Linked DNA regions of Homo sapiens: region 1 is linked to region 2. Evidence: read pairs that join two places in POLR2A ChIA-PET (ENCODE). Cell type or tissue: Panc1. All regions are shown on one strand. Each heading gives the region's core, and the rest is flanking DNA. Links, peaks and the distances in the headings are about the cores only. Region 1 overlaps SNX29 (sorting nexin 29). Region 2 overlaps LITAF (lipopolysaccharide induced TNF factor).

Evidence for each region. Peaks named below come from ENCODE experiments on the same cell type or tissue, not always from the same donor. Only the 100,000 strongest peaks of a DNase experiment are listed, where the experiment ranks them.
Region 1: POLR2A ChIA-PET joins it to region 2 with 7 read pairs; 2 of 35 experiments call an interaction of 5 or more read pairs at or near these places.

What each region holds. Positions count from the first base shown.
Region 1 is chr16:12,033,294-12,042,668 of GRCh38, reverse strand. The region is part of intron 4 of SNX29 (sorting nexin 29); the gene reads right to left. Among named protein-coding and RNA genes, the nearest start is that of SNX29, 61 kb to the right of the region's middle. In Panc1, for the core only: no CTCF peak of the experiment used is centred there; a DNase peak (open chromatin) is centred at 5,448; H3K27ac peaks cover 1,295 bases.
Region 2 is chr16:11,566,066-11,575,440 of GRCh38, reverse strand. All of the region lies in intron 1 of LITAF (lipopolysaccharide induced TNF factor), which reads left to right. Among named protein-coding and RNA genes, the nearest start is that of LITAF, 16 kb to the left of the region's middle. RefSeq lists silencers at 634-928, 2,535-2,777, 3,074-3,368 and enhancers at 2,965-3,034, 3,045-3,094, 3,105-3,154, 2,519-3,456. In Panc1, for the core only: no CTCF peak of the experiment used is centred there; no DNase peak of the experiment used is centred there.

The DNA.
Region 1 (9,375 bases), core at 461-8,460, 470 kb before region 2:
GAAAAAGAACAAAATTGTGTCCTATGCAGCAACATGGATGACTGGAGGCCATTATCCTAAGCGAATTACACAGAAATAGAAAACGAAATATTGGATAGTCTCACTTATAAATGGAAGCTCAACCCTGGGTACACACAGACATAAAGATGGCAAACAACAGACACTGGGGGCTGCTAGAGAGAGTAGAGAGGGAGGAGAGCACAGACGGAAAAACTACCTACCAGGTACTATGTTCACTGCCTGGGAGATGGGTTCAATCGTGCCCTAAACCTCGGCATCACGCAATGTACCCAGGTAACAAACCTGCACATGTACCCGCTGAATCTAAAATAAAAATTGAAGCTGGGAACGGTGGCTCATGCCTGTAATCCCAGCACTTGGGAGGCTGATGTGGTGGATCACTTGAGGCTAGGAGTTCAAGACCAGCCTGGCCAACACAGTAAAACCCCATCTCTACTAAAAATGCAAAAATTAGCTGGGTATGGTGGCGCACACCTGTAATCCCACCTACCGGGCAGGCTGAGGCAGGAGAATCACTTAAACCCAGGAGGCGGAGGTTGCAGTGAGCTGAGATTGCACCACTGCACTCCGGCCTGGTGGCAGAACAAGACTCAGCCTCAAAAACAATAATGAAATAAGAAAAAAAGGTGGGAGATACAGAAGAGTATATCAAAAATAAAAATGACTCTAAAACCTCTCATCCAGAAAAGACCAATATTGACATTTTCAAGAGTTTTCAGTCTTTTTTACTGCACTTTTCTTTTTTATAAAAAAATCAACATTTGCTGTAGGCTGAATTATAATCCTCAAACATATCGACGTCCTAAGCTCCAGAATTCTCTGAATATTACCTTATATAGTAAAAGAGTCTATGCAACTGTGTTAGGATCTGGAAATTGGGAGGTTATCTTGCATAATCCCTGCGAGGCTGACGTAATCACAAGATCTTCATAAGAGGCAGGCAGAGAGAAACTTGACACAGAAGAGGAGGACATGATGTGGCCAGAGAAGCAAAGACTAGAATGGGGCAGCCATAGCCAAGGAAGGTGGGCAGCGAGCAGACTCTGGAAGGGCCAGAAACGGATTCAGCCCTGAAGCCTCTGGAAGGAAGCAGCCCTGCTGTCACCTTGACTTTAGCCCAGTGAAACTGATTGGGGACTTCTGACCTCCAGAACTGTGGGAGAATAAATTATAGTGTTTAAAAGCCAACAACTGTGTATTAATTTGTTACAGCAGCCAGAAGAAAAGAACACATCAGGCCAGGCACGGTGGCCCATATCTGTAATCTCAGCACTCCGGGAGGCCGATGCGAGCGGATCATCTGAGGTCAGGGGTTCGAGATCAGCCTGGCCAACATGCTGAAACCCCATCTCTACTAAAAATACAATAATGAGCCAGGCATGGTGGCAGGCACCTGTAATCCCAGCTACACGGGAGGCTGAGGCAGGAGAATCATTTGAACCCGGTAGGCAGAAGGTGCAATGAGCCAAGATCGCACCACTGTACTCCAGCCTGGGCGACAGAGCAAAACTCTATCTCAAAAAAAACAAAACAAAAAAAACAGGATGGCGCGGTAGCTCACCCCTGTAATCCAAGCACTTTGGGAGGCCAAGGCAGGCAGATCACGAGGTCAAGAGATGACCATCCTGGCCAAAATGGTGAAACCCTGTCTCTACTAAAAATACAAAAAAGCTGGGTGTGGTGGCGCACGCCTGTAGTCCCAGCTACTTGGGAGGCTGAGGCAGGAGAATCGCTTGAACCCAGGAGACGGAGGTTGCAGAGAGCCGAGATCACGCCACAACACTCCACTCTGTCTCAAAAAATAAATAAATAAAACCACATCATATTGTATGAGTGTATATGCATACATATTTATATGTGTAATTTTGTATCCTGATTCATTTATTTTCTTGTCTAGAGCATGAACATTTTCCTATTACAATTAAAAGTCTTTCAAAGATGATTTTTGATGGCTTTCCAGTAAAACATAACTATTTCCCTACTACTAAGGGCATGGCACATGGCCAACTTTCCCTCTGTACAGTAAAGAACACCCCTATACATAAATAATTGTCCTCATTCCTAGTTCCTTACGAAAGATTTCCACATGTCGAATTACTCAGTCTGAGGATAGGAACAGATTTAAGGCGTTATGGGAAACCTAAGAAAGTTTGTTTTTATCCATAAGACAGTCATTCCTACAACTACTTGTATCTCCTCACATCCCACTACTTTTTATCCACATGTACACAGATTTTTAAAATTTGTTATATACATTTTAAATTAATTATTATTTATTTATTTTTGAGACAGGGCCTCTCCCTCTGTCACCCAGGCTGGACAGCTCACTGCAGCCTCAACGTCCTGGGCTCAAGTGATCCTCCTGTCTCAGCCTCCCGAGTAGCTGAGACACAGGCACGCACCCCCATGCCCAGCTAACTTTTTAATTTTTATTTATTTGTAGAGATGAGGTTCTGCTATGTTGTGCAGGCTGGCAGGCTGGTACCAAACTCCTGGCTTCAAGCGATCCTCTTGCCTGAGATTCCCAAAATGCTAGGATTACAGTCGGGAGCCACCATGCCCAACCCCAGATATTTTCATAGTTGTAATGCTAGTGTATACATAATTTTGTGATCAATTTTCTTCACTTAACATTGCCTCTTTAACATTTTTTCATGCTGGCAGTAATAATAACAGCAGCAACAGCAACTACTATTTACTGAGCATTAACTATGCACCAGCTATTGCAGTAAACACTTTACATCTGACATCATCACAACCAAGGCCATCGCCATGTGAAAGACAAGGTCTGAAGCCAGGACAAGTGAAGCGACTCGCCCAGCAACACAGTTAGTAAACAGTATGGCAGAAAGGGACCCCAGAGCTCACTGCAAACCACTAAATCACACTGCCCTGCAAAATGAGGGGACTTGGCCTTCTTCAAAATGATCACGTTCACAACTGTTTAATATTCCAAGTAGGGGAAGCTGAGTCTTTACAGTCAGACCTGGCTTCCAATCTAGGACCTAAACAGGCTCACAGTCCCCTCTGAAATGTGACAAAGGCTTTGAACCTGCCTTCCAGAAGGAGGCAAGTACACCCATCTCCAGAAACTGCATGGCAGGCTAGTTAAATTCACTCTAATGTTTCAATTCAACTTCACTAGGATCCACTGCATTCTTCCTGGGAGCTGTGAACCGAACTAGGCTATGTGTCACCAGCTAGAGACAACAAGAACTCGTCCCTAAGGGGCTTCCAGTCTAGCAGGCAGGACAACAGAGAAAAAGTCCATTCAACCAAATGACCTTGAGCAAGTCACTCAACCATGCTAAGCCTGAAAATCCTCTCCCATAAAATCAACACAAAAGTGCAGAATCGCCCAGGGTTACTGGGGTAACTAGAAAGGGAAGGAAAGCACCGAGCACAGTGCCCAGTCCATGATGACCAATCAGCATTTGCTTAATAATTAATTCCCTTCATAGCAGAGGGCATTCGCGTGGGTTCCTTTTTGTGTTAGCAGCATCTAAATGTATACATCTGTATGAGTGTGCATAAGTATTTGTGGATCAAGCCAATCACTGGGATCATTTAGAATAAACTTCCCAGGAATAACAAAAACCAGCAAGAGGGCAGGTCCCTCGAGACTATCTTGTGTCTCAATCCCTAAATGTCAAAGTAATCCACTTCCCAAGCTCATCCGATCAGTCTACTCCACACAACTGTACAAAACAGCCTTCCTTCCATTCTCCGCCTCACTCAAGAAACCAGGACGGGGAATCTGGCGACAACAACACCCTGGGCCAGCTGGCCAACAACGTATTTCGAAATACCCCAGACCATTGTCGGTACGTCCATCACATTTCCAGTCAAGTGACTCTCACCTGCAGCCTGTCTTGAAAAATGCAGTCACCTCCCTCCGACCTTGAATCTACATGAACGCTTTAAAGTGTGTTTTCACCTTTCAATTCTGCAAATTGCTTACTGCTACAGAATCCTTTTAAAGCTAGTCAGGGTGATGCTGATGATGATAAGAATTATCCCAGCAGGGTTCCGCTTCCACTGCCAGAATTAATGTGGTCTATTTAAAGCGCAGCTCACCTGCCAATTAGCGCCTGCGGTGTCCGTAATTTAATTTAGGGATATACACTGATCTGCTTTGAAACATGGGGTTAAGTCAAAAAGCGGGCAAGGGCTTCTGGTTCTCCAAACACCTGAAAGCCGAATGCCAACAAGAACAAGTGCCAGGAAGGGGTGTTGAGAAGAGCTGCCCCGGGGCACCTGTTAACAGAGGACACTAACAGCACCAGGCTTTTGGGAAAGTTTCTATCAAGCCTTAACTATCACCGATGCCCAAGACTTGGGGACCACAAGGAAGACAAAAACCTTGTCCCAAATTCTAGTTCAGGCACTGTGTGACCTTGGGAAACTTATTTTGTCCTCTACTTTCTTCATCTGTACAGTGGGGAGAACAGTACCTACGTGTATGGATTGCTATGAGGGAAAAATGAGAAATAGGAATACATGTAAAGTGTATCCAATAAATGCAGTGAATAAATGTTAGCCATAGTTATTAACATACCTGGCATATAATTGGTGCTCAATGAAAACCAGCTATTAATATCACTACTACACGTGCACCAAACAGCATTCCTTTTCCTTGTTTGGGGTTTTTTTTGTTTTGTTTTGTTTTGTTTTGTTTTTGAGGGGCGGGGTGGGGACAAGGTCTCACTCTGTCGCCCAGGCTAGAGCACAGTGGCACAATCATAGTTTACTGCAGTCTTGAACTCCTGGGCTCAAGCGATCTTCCCATCTCAGGCTCATGAGTAGCTGGGACTACAGGTGTACACCACCATACACGGCTAATTTTTTTTTTTTTTCTGTAGAGACGAGGGTCTTACTATGTTACTCAAGCTGGTCTTGAACTCCTAGAATCAAATGATCATCCAGCATCGGCCTCCCAAAGCACTGGGATTACAGGCGTAAACCACTGAGCCTGGTCCCTTTCCCTTTCTTCTAGTAAGAGCACCCCGCTTTCCTACGGGAAACACATTCCACTGGGATCCTTCAGCACTATCCTAACCTCCCCCTACTGCAGGGGTGGACAGCTAACCCAGGGCAGGCAATTAACTGGCCGGAACCATGGCATATGCAACTTTCGTTTTTTTTAATATTACATAAAAATAGTATTTATCTTGATTGATAAGTTTTTTGGTACCGCCTTCAATTTTGTGGCCAAAGTGAGTGTCTCACTAACCTCACCCCAGTCTCAGCCCTGGACCACAGGGTCTCTTCGCACAAGTTCTACCAGAGCCACCAGAAAAGAGGCCTTGTCTCCTCCAGGAGCTGAGGTCAGCAAACAATGGCCTGGGAGTCAAATTTGGCCTCCAAACTGTTTTTATAAGCATGGTGTTCCTGGAACGCAGCCACACCCATTTGCTCCCATATGGTCTGTGGCTGAGTTTCTGCTCCAGTGGCAGAGCTGAGTCACTGCGATAGAGATCGCATGGCTCACAAACCCTATAATATGACCCGTAAGGAGGGAGTGTGCCGACCCCGTTCTAGAAGTAGGATCTCTCATCATCCTGGAAACCTGGAGCTACTTGGGGCCATTTTCCACCCCATAATGTAGCGAGACCCCACCCGGAAAGACACCCAACCACAGAGAAGCGGTGGTGAGGGACGACAGATGGAGACAGATTTGGGAGAAGGCAGACCCCCTTAATCCAGCTCAACTCCAAGATGATTTCTTAATTACTTGAGTCAATAAATAAATGTCCTTCATCTTTTTTTTCTTAAATCAATCTAAAGAATTTTCTATCATTTGCAACCACAGGAAATAACGCAGTGAGACAGGGCATGTTCTTCAGTCATCTGACAATCATCTATAGAAGACCAAGAACACACCAGGTGCTGAGCAACACCTGTGCTCCACAGCCATGCGGGGTGAGGGGTGTCTCATCAATGTGACAACACTGCCCCAAAACAAACAAAGCATTGCTCAACAACAACAACAACAAAAACAAAAACAGAAAACCCGCTGGGCGCGGTGGCTCACGCCTGTAATCCCAGCACTTTGGGAGGCCGAGGCAGGTGGATCACGAGGTCAGGAGATCGAGACCATCCTGGCTAACACGGTGAAACCCCATCTCTACTAAAAATACAAAAAATTAGCTGGGCGTGGTGGCGGGCACCTGTAGTCCCAGCTACTTGGGAGGCAGAGGCAGAAGAATGGCGTGAATCCGGGAGGCGGAGCTGGCAGTGAGCCGAGATGGTGCCACTGCACTCCAGCCTGGGCAACAGAGCAAGACTCTGTCTCAAAAAAAAAAAAAAAAAAGAAAGAAAGAAAAACACAGAAAACCCAAGACCAGCCTGGGCAACATAGTAAGAACCCATCTCTAAAAAAAGGAAACAGAAAACCCAACTACAAGGAGCCGAGTGTGGCGGCACACACCTGTCGTCCCAGCTACTTGGGAGGCGGAAGCAGGAAGATGGCTGGACCCCAGGAGTTTGAGGCTGTAGTGAGCTATGATTGCACCACTGCACTCCAGCCTAGTTAACAGAGCAAGGCCCTGTCTCTAAAAACAAAACAAAAAGAAAAAAACCCACACACAAAGAAAATCCAACCCCACGGAGCTGGGCTAGTCTGGAAATAGGCCAGTGATAGATACAAAGGCTATGTCAGGCCAAAATCTCCAACCTTTTGAACTCGCTGTCCCAGAGGACTGTCCTAACTCTGGACATCTCATTTACAATTGAGCAGGAAGAAAGGGAACGGGATGAAGCCAGCTTTATCACCCCTTTTACCAGGAAAGAACAAGTAATCCCAGAAAATCACAAGGGAGCAGAGAAAGCAAAGAACAAAACTCAAAACTGGCTTAATCCCTCACCGAGATAAAGGACTACATACCACAGCCTCAAGCAAAATCTGGGTTCTATCAAAGCCAAAGAAGACAGAGGGATGAATGTGAGGGCACACTCTAACAGAATCAGCCACACATGGTATCAGCCATGCCAGGAACAAAGGTAAACCAAGTTCACTCATGTGCCAGCCTGAGAACTCAGTGAATACAAGTGCTCCCAAATCTGTCACATCCCAAACTGAACCAGCCTGACCACAAGGCACAAATGGATTGGCAGAGCAGAGTGCCAACAAGGGGCTGAGCTCTGTCACTCTACCAACTTCCATCTAGCCGCAAGAGTGCCTTCCAGAACCAGGGCTCAGCATAATACACCCACATCCTACAAGAGTTTACAGCATACCACCTCCTTTATTAAAGAGTAGGAAATAAATTAACCAGGCATGGTGGCGTGCATGTGCAGTCCCAGCTACTTGAGAGGCCGAAGTAGGAGGATCGCTTGAGCCAGGAAGTTCAAGGCTGCAGAGAGCCATGATTGCACCACTGCACTCTAGCCTGGCAACAGAGCAAGACCCTGTCTCTTATTTAAAAAAAAAAAAAAAAAAAAGGGAAATTTCTAAGACGGACTTCTAAAGCTTGTATCTCACTTCCTTTTAGGGGCATACGCCATCATGAGCTGAAGAGTCATTTACATTCTGAAAGGAGCAAAGCAAAGGACCCACGGAACTCAGGCTGGATAACTGTGATCTAAAAACTGACAACTCAGAGGCCAAACTGAGTCTTTTTTACCTTTTTTTTTTTGAGGTGGAGTCTTGCTCTGTCGCCCAGGCTGGAGTGCCAGGGCACGGTCTCGGCTCACTGAATCCTCCGCCTCCTGGATTCAAGGAATTCTCCTGCCTCAGCCTCCCAAGTAGCTGGAATTACAGGTGCCTACCACCATGCCCAGCTAATTTTTGTATTTTTAATGGAGACAGGGTTTCACCATGTTGGCCAGGCTGGTCTCGAACTCCAGACCTCAAGTGATCCACCCACCTCGGCCTCCCAAAGTGCTGGGATTACAAGCCTGAGTCTTAATTTATGAGACATCAGGATTAAACACCTTTGAAACAGGCAGAGGTCACATTCGGCCAATAGGTATCAGTCCAGCTCCACTAGATCTTAACATGCTGAGACACATTCATACCCCTTAGTAAATAGCCACTGGCCCAAGTCCATGCCACCCTGGGTGTCAAGAACCCACCCCTGAGGGACCCTGTGGACATGCCCATGATCCAGTGACCCAGGATAACACACAGCCCAACGGGTACAGCACCCTGGCTTCTGACTTCCTCCCTAAAGCCAGCTTCTTTCTGCCAGTTGTCAACCACTTTTTTCACCTTGAATGGAGCTCTGCATTTTCTCTGCACCTTTAGCAGACATCCTTCCAAGGCTTCCCTTACCAAAAGCAGCTGATTGGCACGTGCATGAATACAAAAGAAAATCACCAACAGGGAACCGAAAGCAGGGATGGGCGAGTGAGGAACTGGACTTCCCCTCACCATCAAAAGGATGGACCCAGGGCTCCCCTGGCACATGCAGCTTCCTCCAAAATTAATTTTCTACAGAAATGAAATTGTTGCCCAAGGTGACCCAATGAAGCAAAATACAAATTCTGCTTTGAGTGCAATCAACCATTTTCAAAAATCCCCACTGAAGATCAAGGAAGTCGGTCTCTCTCATTTTACAGTTATGGGTATATTACCACCGCTTCCCACTGACTGAAGATGCGTACAGACCACTGAGAGTAGGGGTTTGGCTTCCTGGGAAAATGAGCAGCATGTTCTGAAGTCAGGGTCTTCAAGTGGTTATTTTGAATGCAGTCCTTTGGTGGCATCTACTGTGTAGGTGGCCAGGTATCTTGCAAGACACTAGAGCTACAAGGATGAGCCTGTAATCCTAACACTTTGGGAGGCCAAGGCAGGCGGATCACCTGAAGTCAGTAGTTCGAGACCAGCCTGCCCAATATGATGAAACCCCGTCTCTACTAAAAATATAAAACTTAACCAGGCATGGTGATGTGCACCTGTAATCGCAGCTACTCAGGAGGCTGAAGCAGGAGAAACACTTGAACCCAGGAGGCATAGGCTGCAGTGGGCCAAGATTGCACCACTGCACTCCAGCATGGGCAACAGATCAGACTCCATCTCAAAAAAAAAAAAAAAGAAAAAAGAAAACGGGTAGTTCCATACATAGGTTTGATGGAAGAAGAACTCAGGACTATAGGAGGGGCACAGTCCAGGTGAACCATGTAGGGAGCTCATGAATGGCTTTTTGAAAACAATTCTGAAACTTCAGAAGAGAAGAGAACAAAACCACATGAGACACCATTTCCACCCATTAGGATGGCAATTATGAAAACAGAAAAAAGGAGGCCAGGCACGGTGGCTCAGGCCTGTAATCCCAGCACTTTGGGAGGCCAAGGTGGGAGGATCACTTAGGGCAAGGAATTTGAGACCAGCCTGGGCAAGATAGTAAGATA
Region 2 (9,375 bases), core at 647-8,646:
GGCCCCGCACTACTCACCTGCCCCACGGGACACAGGTACATGGCTTCTGGGTGTCTGTCCCCGCTGTACCCAGATCTGCCCCCTTGCCCTTGTCCCCAGATCCTCCACTCGCTCCTAGGAACCGTACCCCTCCCAAAACAAAAAAAGAAACTATACCCAGTCTCCCCTTCATATCTCTCCCACATCTGCCCCTGTTGGTTGACTTTGCCTCCCTATATGGGTCCCATAAGGCCGGCAAGGGAGGGTCCACATCTCTCAATCCTTTGTCCACCATTGGTGTTTAGAACCCCCTGGAGGAAAACTGGATCATAGTGCAACATGAAAAAAAAAGAACTTTAGGCCGGGTGCAGTGGCTCACGCCTGTAATGCCAGCACTTTGGGAGGCCGAGGTGGGCGGATCACTTGAGGTCAGGAGTTCGAGACCAGCCTGGCCAACATGGTGAAACCCTGTCTCTACTAAAAATAAAAAAATGAGCTGAGCGTGGTGGCATGCACCTGTAATCCCAGCTATTTGGGAGGCTGAGGCAGGAGAATCGCTTGAACCTGGGAGGCAGAGGTTGCAGTGAGCCAAGGTCACGCCACTGCATTCCAGCCTGGGCCACAGAATGAGACTCTGTCTCAAAAAAGAGAAAAAAAAAACTTTATATTGACAAATAGGATGTTGTTAGTGCAAATTTTGGGGTTGATATAGTGGGAGTGGTAAAGGGAACGTCTTCTTACCAAATAGAAATAATTAGAAGCTTTAATCACTCTGCAAACAGGGAAGGTCCCAGGGCCAGGTGCTGGGCAGGAACACAAAGGGCTGTGATGACATCACCTTTACCCAGAGGCGGGAAGGACCCAGGATGGAGGCCTGGGGAGGGCAGAGACAGGTTTGCAGAGGAGACTTTCTTTTTTAATTAAAAAAGTATGTATTTTGTAAATATGTAATATTACTATGGCTTAACATACAAAAGACCAGCAAGGGTGTAAAAGTGACCAGTGTTTGTCACACCCCATCCCCTAGTCCACCTGGTTCCCTTCCCGACAAACACCGACCGTTAAGTTTCTTATGTATGCCTTTGGAGACATTTTTTGCATATTATATAAAGAAATACTAGGCCAGGCATGATGGCTCATGCCTGTAATGCCAGCGCTTTGAGAGGCCAAGGTGGGAGGATTGCTTTAGCCCAGGAGTTTGAGACAAGCTTGGTCAACATACTGAGACCCCGTCTCTACAAAAAATAAAAAAATTAGCTAGGTGTGGTGGTGCACACCTGTAGTTCTAGCTGCTCTGGAAGCTGAGGCAGGAGGATCGCTTGAGCCTGGGAGCTCCAGGCTGCAATGAGCTATGATCATGCCACTGCACTCCAGCCTGGGCAACCCAGTGAGAACCTGTCTTTAAAAAACCCAGTGAGAACCTGTCTTTAAAAACAACAACAAAAAAAAAACCAAAAAAACGCCGGGCACCTTGGCTCATGCCTGTAATCCCAGCACTTTGGGAGCCCGAGGCGGGAGGATCACTTGAGGTCAGGAGTTTGAGACCAGCCTGGCCAACGTGGTGAAACCCCATCTCTACTAAAAAGACAAAAATTAGCTGGGTGTGGTGGTGGGCGCCTGTAATCCCAGCTATTTGGGAGGCTGAGGTAGGAGAGGTGCTTGAACCTGAGAAGTGGAGGTTGCAGTGAGTCGAGATCGCGCCACTGCACTCCAACCTGGGCAACAGAGCAAGACTCCTAAAAAAAAAAAAAAAAAAAAAAGGATATCTTCTTCTCTCACCATACACAAATGGTGGCACACTACAAACACTCTCCTGCCTCATTAAACATGATAGTATATCTTGGTGGTGATTGCATTTCTCCAAATAAAACTCTTCCTCGTTTCAGTACCTTGTGGGGAGGGACCATCCCTGATTGGTACCCTTGCCTTGCTGGCGGACTAGGCTTCTGCTGTTACCAGCAACGCTGTAGTGAATACCCCATGTGCTTGTCATTTTGTCATTTCAGCCACATGTGGGGGTTATTGCCAGCACACATTTCTGGAGGAAGAGTTGCTGGACTTGTTCATGTTAAATTTGGTTGGCCGTTTCTGTTGCAGGAGCCTCAGTTTATCGATACCCAGGCTAGCTCTCTGTGTGTGTTACCAACATTTTGCTCTTTGCCTGGTGGATGGGTGACAAATGATATCATGATATCATGGCATTGGTTATGGGGTTTAAAAAAAATCTTTTATGGCCGGGTGCAGTGGCTCACTCCTGTAACCCCTGGCCTTTGGGAGGCCGAGGCAGGCGGATCGCTTGAGGTCAGGAGTTTGGGACCAGCCTGGGCAACATAGTGAGACCCCATCTCTACCAAAAATACAAAAAGTTAGCCAGGCGTGGTGGCACACGCCTGTAGTCCCAGCTACTCAGGGGGCTGAGGCATGAGAATTGCTTGAACCTGGGAGGCGGAGGTTGCAGTGAGCTGAGATTGCGCCACTGCATGCCAGCTTGGTTGACAGAGTGAGACCCTGTCTCAAAAAAAAAAAAAAGAGCTTGAGATGTGCAGAAAATTGGTACAATTAATACAGAGAGCTCCCATTTACTGTCACCCAGCATCTACTTCCCTATGGGACACTGGCCACAACTGCTTCTCTGACACCGCTGCGTTACTGTTTACCAAACTCCAGGCTTTATTTGGACATCACCAGTTTTTCCAACTAAGGCTTTTCTGTGCCGGGGTTCTACGTTGTATTCAGTTGTCACCTCTCTATTCATTGTCCTCTGGTCTCTGACAGTTTCTTGGACTTTCCTGTTTTCCGTGACTTTGACAGTTTTGAGGAGTGCTGGCCTGATGCCCTGTGGCCGGTTTTCTCATGACTACGTGGGGCTGCGGGTTTAGGGGAGGAAGGCCACAGAGGCCCTTCTCACCTCATCCTGTCAGTCAGCCGGTGTGTGATGTCCCGTCAGCAGGTGTGTGATGTCCCGTCAGCAGGTGTGTGATGTCATGTGACTTCTCGCTGGTGTGTGATGTCATGTGACTTCTCGCTGACGATATTCAGCCCGATCATCTGTCTCTGTGTGGTTTTAGTTGCATCTCCCTGCTTTTGAGGAGGACTGGAGCATCATTTCATGCATGAGGACTCGGGGTGTTGTCTAGGGGAGGGCTGTGGTCAGCTTGATGCGTTTGAGGTTGAGGGGTGGGGGGAACCACAAGGGCTTCGTGCAGACCCTGCGTACCTGGGGAGCAGGAAGGGAACAGGAGTGTCTTGACGTGGAAGGTGGATTTGGAGGAGAGGCAGGTCACTGGAGGGGCTGAGGACCCAGGCTAAGGCAGGAGGGGGATTTTGTTTTGATCTGTTTATTTGTTTGTTTGTTTATTTATTTATTTATTTTGAGATAGGGTCTTGCTCTTTCACCCAGGCAGGAGTGCAGTGGCGTGATCACAGCTCACTGCAGCCTCAAACTCCTGGGCTCAAGTGATTCTCCCACCTCAGCCCTGTGAGTAGGTGGGACTACAGGTGCGCACCACCACGCCTGGCTAATTAAAAAAAGAGACAGAGTTTTGCCATTTTGCTCAGGCTGGTCTTGAACTCCTGGATTCAAGTGATCTCCCCACCTCACCTCCCAAAGTGCTGGGACTACAGGCATGAGCCACCGTGCTTGGAAAGATTAAACCATTTAGGAGACCTCAGGAAAAGAGCCAGCCGAGAGGGCGTGATTGGCAAGAGGGGACATTGTCTGAGCACAGTCCCTCCCAGAGACCACAGGGCCCACTCCCACCTAGAGATGGCCACATTCACCAGATTGAAGTTTGAACCAGAGGAGGAGGGCTGCTTCTGAGCCCAGGGCGGGCAGACAGATGCCTGGGGGTTCAGGTGGGAGGTTGAGGGGGTCTGACCTCTGCCTGGTGCCCCCTGCTGTGGGAGGGGGAAGAGTGCCCATTGAGAATCTGCAGGGCCAGTGGGGAATCTGGGCAACCCAGCTATGAGGGTGGATGGATGAGTTTTCTAACTCATTACCCTGAACTCAGTGGCTTAGGTAACGTGAATGTAGTATCTTCCAGTTCTGGAGCCTGAAGTCTGCAGTGGGCTTCCTCAGATTAAATGCAATGTGTCGACTGGGCGCAGTGGCTCACGCCTGTAATCCCACCACTTTGGGAGGCCGAGGCAGGCGAATCACCTGAGGTTAAGAGTTTGAGACCAGCCTGGCCATCATAGTGAAACTCCATCTCTACTAAAATACAAAAATTAGCCAGGCATGGTGTTGGGTGCCTGTAATCCCAGCTACTCAGAAGGCTGGGGCAGGAGAATCGCTTGAACCTGGGAGGCGGAGGTTGCAGTGAGCTGAGATCGCACTACTACACTCCAGCCTGGGCGACAGAGTGAGACTTGGACTCAACAACACACAAAAAATAGCAGTGTCAGCTGGACTGTGCTCCTGGAGGCTCCTGGGGAAAATCCATGGTCTTGCCTTTCCCAGCTTCCAGAGGCCGCCTGCATTTCTTAATTTATGGCTCCTTCCTCCCCCTTCAAAGCCAACAGCTTCCTTTTTCTACATTTAAACCCAACAGAGGTCTTGCTCTGTTGCCCAGGCTGGAGTGTAGTGGTGCAGCTGTGGCTCACTGCAGCCTCAACCCCCTAGACCCCACCCCCCAACCTCCTTCTACCTCAGCCTCCCAAGTAGCTGGGATGATACATGTGCGCTATCACACCTTGATAATTTTTGTAATTTTTGTAGTGATGAGGTCTCTCTATGTGGCCAGGGCTGGTCTCGAACTCCTCTACCTTTCTCTTATAAGGACCTTTGTGATTACACCGGGCCTACCTGGTTAATCCAGAATAACCCCCTCATCTCAAGATTCTTAATCACATACACAAAGTCTGTCTTTACCACTTAAGGTCACATATTCAGAGCTTCCAGGGATTAGGCTGTGAACAATTTTGGGGAGCATTATTCTGTCGCCCACACTGCGGGTAGGGGTGGGAAGGTCAGACTGTAGGGGATTTAGCCAAACAAGTGAATGTCTACCTGTGAAGCCGTGGAGGTACTGGGTACAGAACAGGTCCCTGTGGCGGGATGAGGTCTGTGCCTGGGTCCTCCTGCCTCTCACAGTGAAGCCCCCGTGTGACTGTGGGAAAGTCACCCCCTCCCTGGGTTTTACTCTCCTCTGTAATGACAGCTGTGTGTTGATATAATAGTAACCTGCTTACCCAATGTTCCGGTGTATTTTGCTCACTACATTCTCACAGCAGCCCTCTGAAGTGTAAGTACTACTGTTGGCCCATTTTCCAGATGAGGAAACCTGAGAGAAATTTGGCAACTCACCCCCATTTGCACACCGTAGAAGTGGCAGAGTTGGGATTTGAACCAAGGAGCCTGGGTCTTAGAGTTTCTGCTCTTAAAGGTTTGACCTGCCTTAAAATTCTGCCATTTTAACTTTTTTTTTTTTTTTGAGGCAAAGTCTCGCTCTGTGGCCCAGGCGGGAGTGCAGCAGTGCGTCTCGTCTCACTGCAATCTCCGCTTCCCAGGTTCAAGCAATTCTGCCTCAGCCTCCCAAGTAGCTGGAATTACATTCAAGCACCACCACACCTGGCTAATTTTTATATTTTTAGTAAAGACAAGAGTTTTGCCATGTTGGCCAGGCTGGTCTTGAACTTCTGACCTCAAGTGATCCACCTGCCTCTGTCTCCCAAAGTGCTGGGATTACAGGCGTGAGCCACCACGCTTGGCCCCATTGTCTTACCTTTCTTTTAGCCCTTTTTATTTCCCTCTTCATGCCCTGCCTGTTCACCATCATCTGTGTCTTCTCTTCACTCTGAGTAACAGTTGGGTGTTCAGTTGACCAGGCCGTAGTCCACGCCATTCCTACTCTCCCTGAGCTATGAGTGAATCTGTGACTCTTGTAAATAACAGGGGGACACACAGAGGTGTTTCTGAAATTTCCACATGTTAAGTTATCTTGATTTAATCCCAGCACTTTGAGAGGCCAAGGCAAGAGGATCACTTGAGGCCAGGAGTTCGAGACCAGCCTGGGCAACATGGCGAGACCTCATCCCTACAAAAAAAATTAAAAATTAGCCAGGCATGGTGGCATGTGCCTGTAATCCCAGGTACTTGGGAGGCTGAGGTGGGAGGATCACTTGGGCCCAGGAGTTGGAGCCTGTGGTGAGCTATGCAGGTGCCACTGTACTCCAGCCTGTGCAATAGAGTGAGATTCCTTCTCAAAAACAGAAATTTATCTTGGGCACCAGGCAGAGATGTCCAGCCTGTATCATCTCTGAGCTTAGTGGCCTCAGTTTTCCCACCAGGCCAATTTCTGATGGGATTCTGCTCGGAAGCCCCCGCGTCCTGTTCAGCTGCTCAAGGGCAGTTCTCAGCCTTGGACACTATCCGTCCTACTCGTCCTTCCCTTTTGGGCTCTGTCTGCCTGTTGGCCATTTCACCAGAGAGGGATGGGGTCAGGGAGGAGAAAGGCCCTGAGACTCCTTTGACAGTGGTGTCAGGCTGAACACAGTGGCTCATGCCTGTAATTCCAGCACTTTGGGAGGCTGAAGCGGGTGGATCACTTGAGGTCAGGAGTTGGAGACCAGGTTGGCCAATATGGTGAAACCCTGTCCCTCCTAAAAATACAAAAATTAGCTGGGCTTGGTGGCGCATGCCTGTAGTCCCAGCTACTCAGGAAGCTGACGTGAGAGAATCGCTTGAACCCGGGAGGTGGAGGTTGCAGTGAGCCGAGGTCGTGGCACTGCATTCCAGCCTGGGCAACAGAATGAGACTCTATCTCAAAAAAAAAAAAAACAAAAAAAAACAAGGGTGTACCTTCAGTGTCACAAGCAAGCACTGAAGGTGGAGCACTTACACGGTAGCAACTCGATGTCCCCTTTCTTCTCCACACCTGTTGGCTGGAACTGTTGACGTTGTGACATCTTTGGGTACCAGCAAGTTAGAGACTCAGAATCTGCTTGATACCCATGAAGAAAGCCAGTGTCATTTCTGGGGAACGGATGACACCTTGTCCCCATTGAACAAGTGGCTTTAGGGCTACCCCAAGGACCAGGTGATGAGCGTGGAGTGACAAGTATTTCTGAATTTGATGGGGTGGGGACATTGGGGAGCCTGCTCATGACTCAAGGTTCTGAATGGATAATACAGTGGTAAGAACTACCCTCTCTCTTTTCTTTTTTTTTTTTTTTCGAGACAGGGTCTTGCTCTGTTGCCCAGGCTGGAGTGCAGTAGTGCAAACATGGCTCACTGCAACCGCTGCCTCCCAGGCTCAGGTGATCCTCCCCACTGAGCTTCTTAAGTAGCTTGGACTGCAGGTGCATACCACCACTCCTGGCTAATTTTTGTCTTTTTTGTAGAGATGGGGTCTCATTGTGTTGCCCAGGCTGGTCTCGAACTCCTGGGCTCATGCCATCCTCCCGCCTTGGGCTTCCAAAGTGCTGGGATTACAGGTGTGAGTCACTGTGCCCTGCTGGAACTACCGTCTTTATTTTTTGAGACAGAGTCTCGCTCTGTTGCCCAGGCTGGAGCACAGTGGCATGATCTCAGCTCACTGCAACCTCCGCCTCCTGGGTTGAAGCACTTCTCCTGCCTCAGTCACCCACATAGCTGGGATTACAGGGCTGCGTCACCACGCCTGGCTAATTTTTGTGTATTTATTAGAGCCGGGTTTCACCATGTTGGCTAGGCTGGTCTTGAACTCCTGACCTCCAGTGATCCGCCCACCTCGGCCTCCCAAAATGCTGGGATTACAGGCGTGAGCCACCATGCCCGGCCTGGAACTACCCTCTTGACATCTTTCCATAGCTGGAATCAGAACTGGAATGGATGCTGGCCCAAACAAGGGGTCTCCTCCGCTGAGTGATGATTTTAGCAGTGCCATAAACTTCCACCAAGGAGAAAAAAATGAACCAACCAGTCTTGAGGTTTGGAGACTGCGGCAGCTTTTCTTTCTGACTTCATTTTGTCCATGTGTACACTCCCCCACACTTCCCTTTCAACCTCTGTCCACCCATGTTTTTGTTGTTGTTTTGTTTTGTTTTGTGTTTTTTTTTTTTTCCAGACGGAGTCTTGCTCTGTTGCCCAGGCTGGAGTGCAGTGGCACGATCTCAGCTCACTGCAATCTCCATCTCCTGGGCTCAAGCAATTCTCCTGCCTCAGCCTCCCGAGTAGCTAGGATTACAGGCGTGTGCCACCACGCCTGGCTAATTTTTGTACTTTTAGTAGAGACGAGGTTTTGCCATGTTGGCCAGGCTGGTCTCAAACTCCTGACCTCAGGTAATCCGCCTGCCTCGGCCTCCCAAAGTGCTGGGATTACAGGCGTGAGCCACTGCGCCCAGCCTGTCCACCCATGTTTTATCCCGACTTGATCTCCTCCTGCCTGGACATCCTAGGGTGCCCTGTTGAGAAACAATACACTGCCCCCAGGAATCCCGGAGGAAATGAAGGACTCCAGGCTCAATTCACGGATTCCAGTTCTTGAGCATATTTGGTGATGTGCTGGCATCTGCACCATAAATCCTCGTGTTACCTTGAGCTGAACTGTGAGACCATCTATATGGAGGCTTGTCATTACATAAACATCTTCCTTTACAAATGTCGTTTTCTCAGATTCTATGTTAGAGCTATTGGAGTAAGCCCTTCCTGCTGTTTCATGTCTACTCCTAAATCTTTTTTTTTTTTTAACCCAAGGTAGAGTCTTCCTCTGTCCATGCGCCCCCCTACCCCTGCCCAGGCTGAATTGCAGTGGCACTATTATAGCTTACTGCAGCCTCAACCTCCTGGGCTCAAGTGATCGAGGGATCCTCCTATCTCAGCCTCCGAGTAGCTGGGACTATAGACATGTGCCATCACGCCCAGCTGATTTGTTTGATTGTTAGTAGAGATGGCATCTCACTATGTTGCCCGGGCCGGTCTCGAACTTCTAGGCTCAAGCGATCCTTCTGCCTTGGCCTCCCAAAGTGTTGGGATTTCAGGCATGAGCCACCACGTCTGGCCTGCTCCCAAATCTTCATGCCTTTCCAGATGGATCTTGGTGTCCTGTTTTCATACCTAGGTATTGCTTTCTACAAACTGTTGAAGTACCAGAGTGACCAACTTGTCCCAGTTTGCCTGAGACTTTCCTAGATTTAGCACCAAAAGTCCTGCATCCAGGGAAAAACCCCTCTGTCCAAGGGAGACTGGGACATTGGGTCACCCTATGAAGCACCCATAATGTTTTGGCCCTCTTTCTAGGTGCTGGGATGCAGATTTTAGTGTCAGTTCCTGCTCTTATGGGGTCTATGACCAGATAGGAAGACAGACAAGTGAAGAAAACTGCTTTATGACAAATACAGCAAACAAACATGAGTTAATAACAGCTGACACATACCGAGTGCTTATGTGTTCCAAGTTGCTCTGGTCCTTTTTTGCAA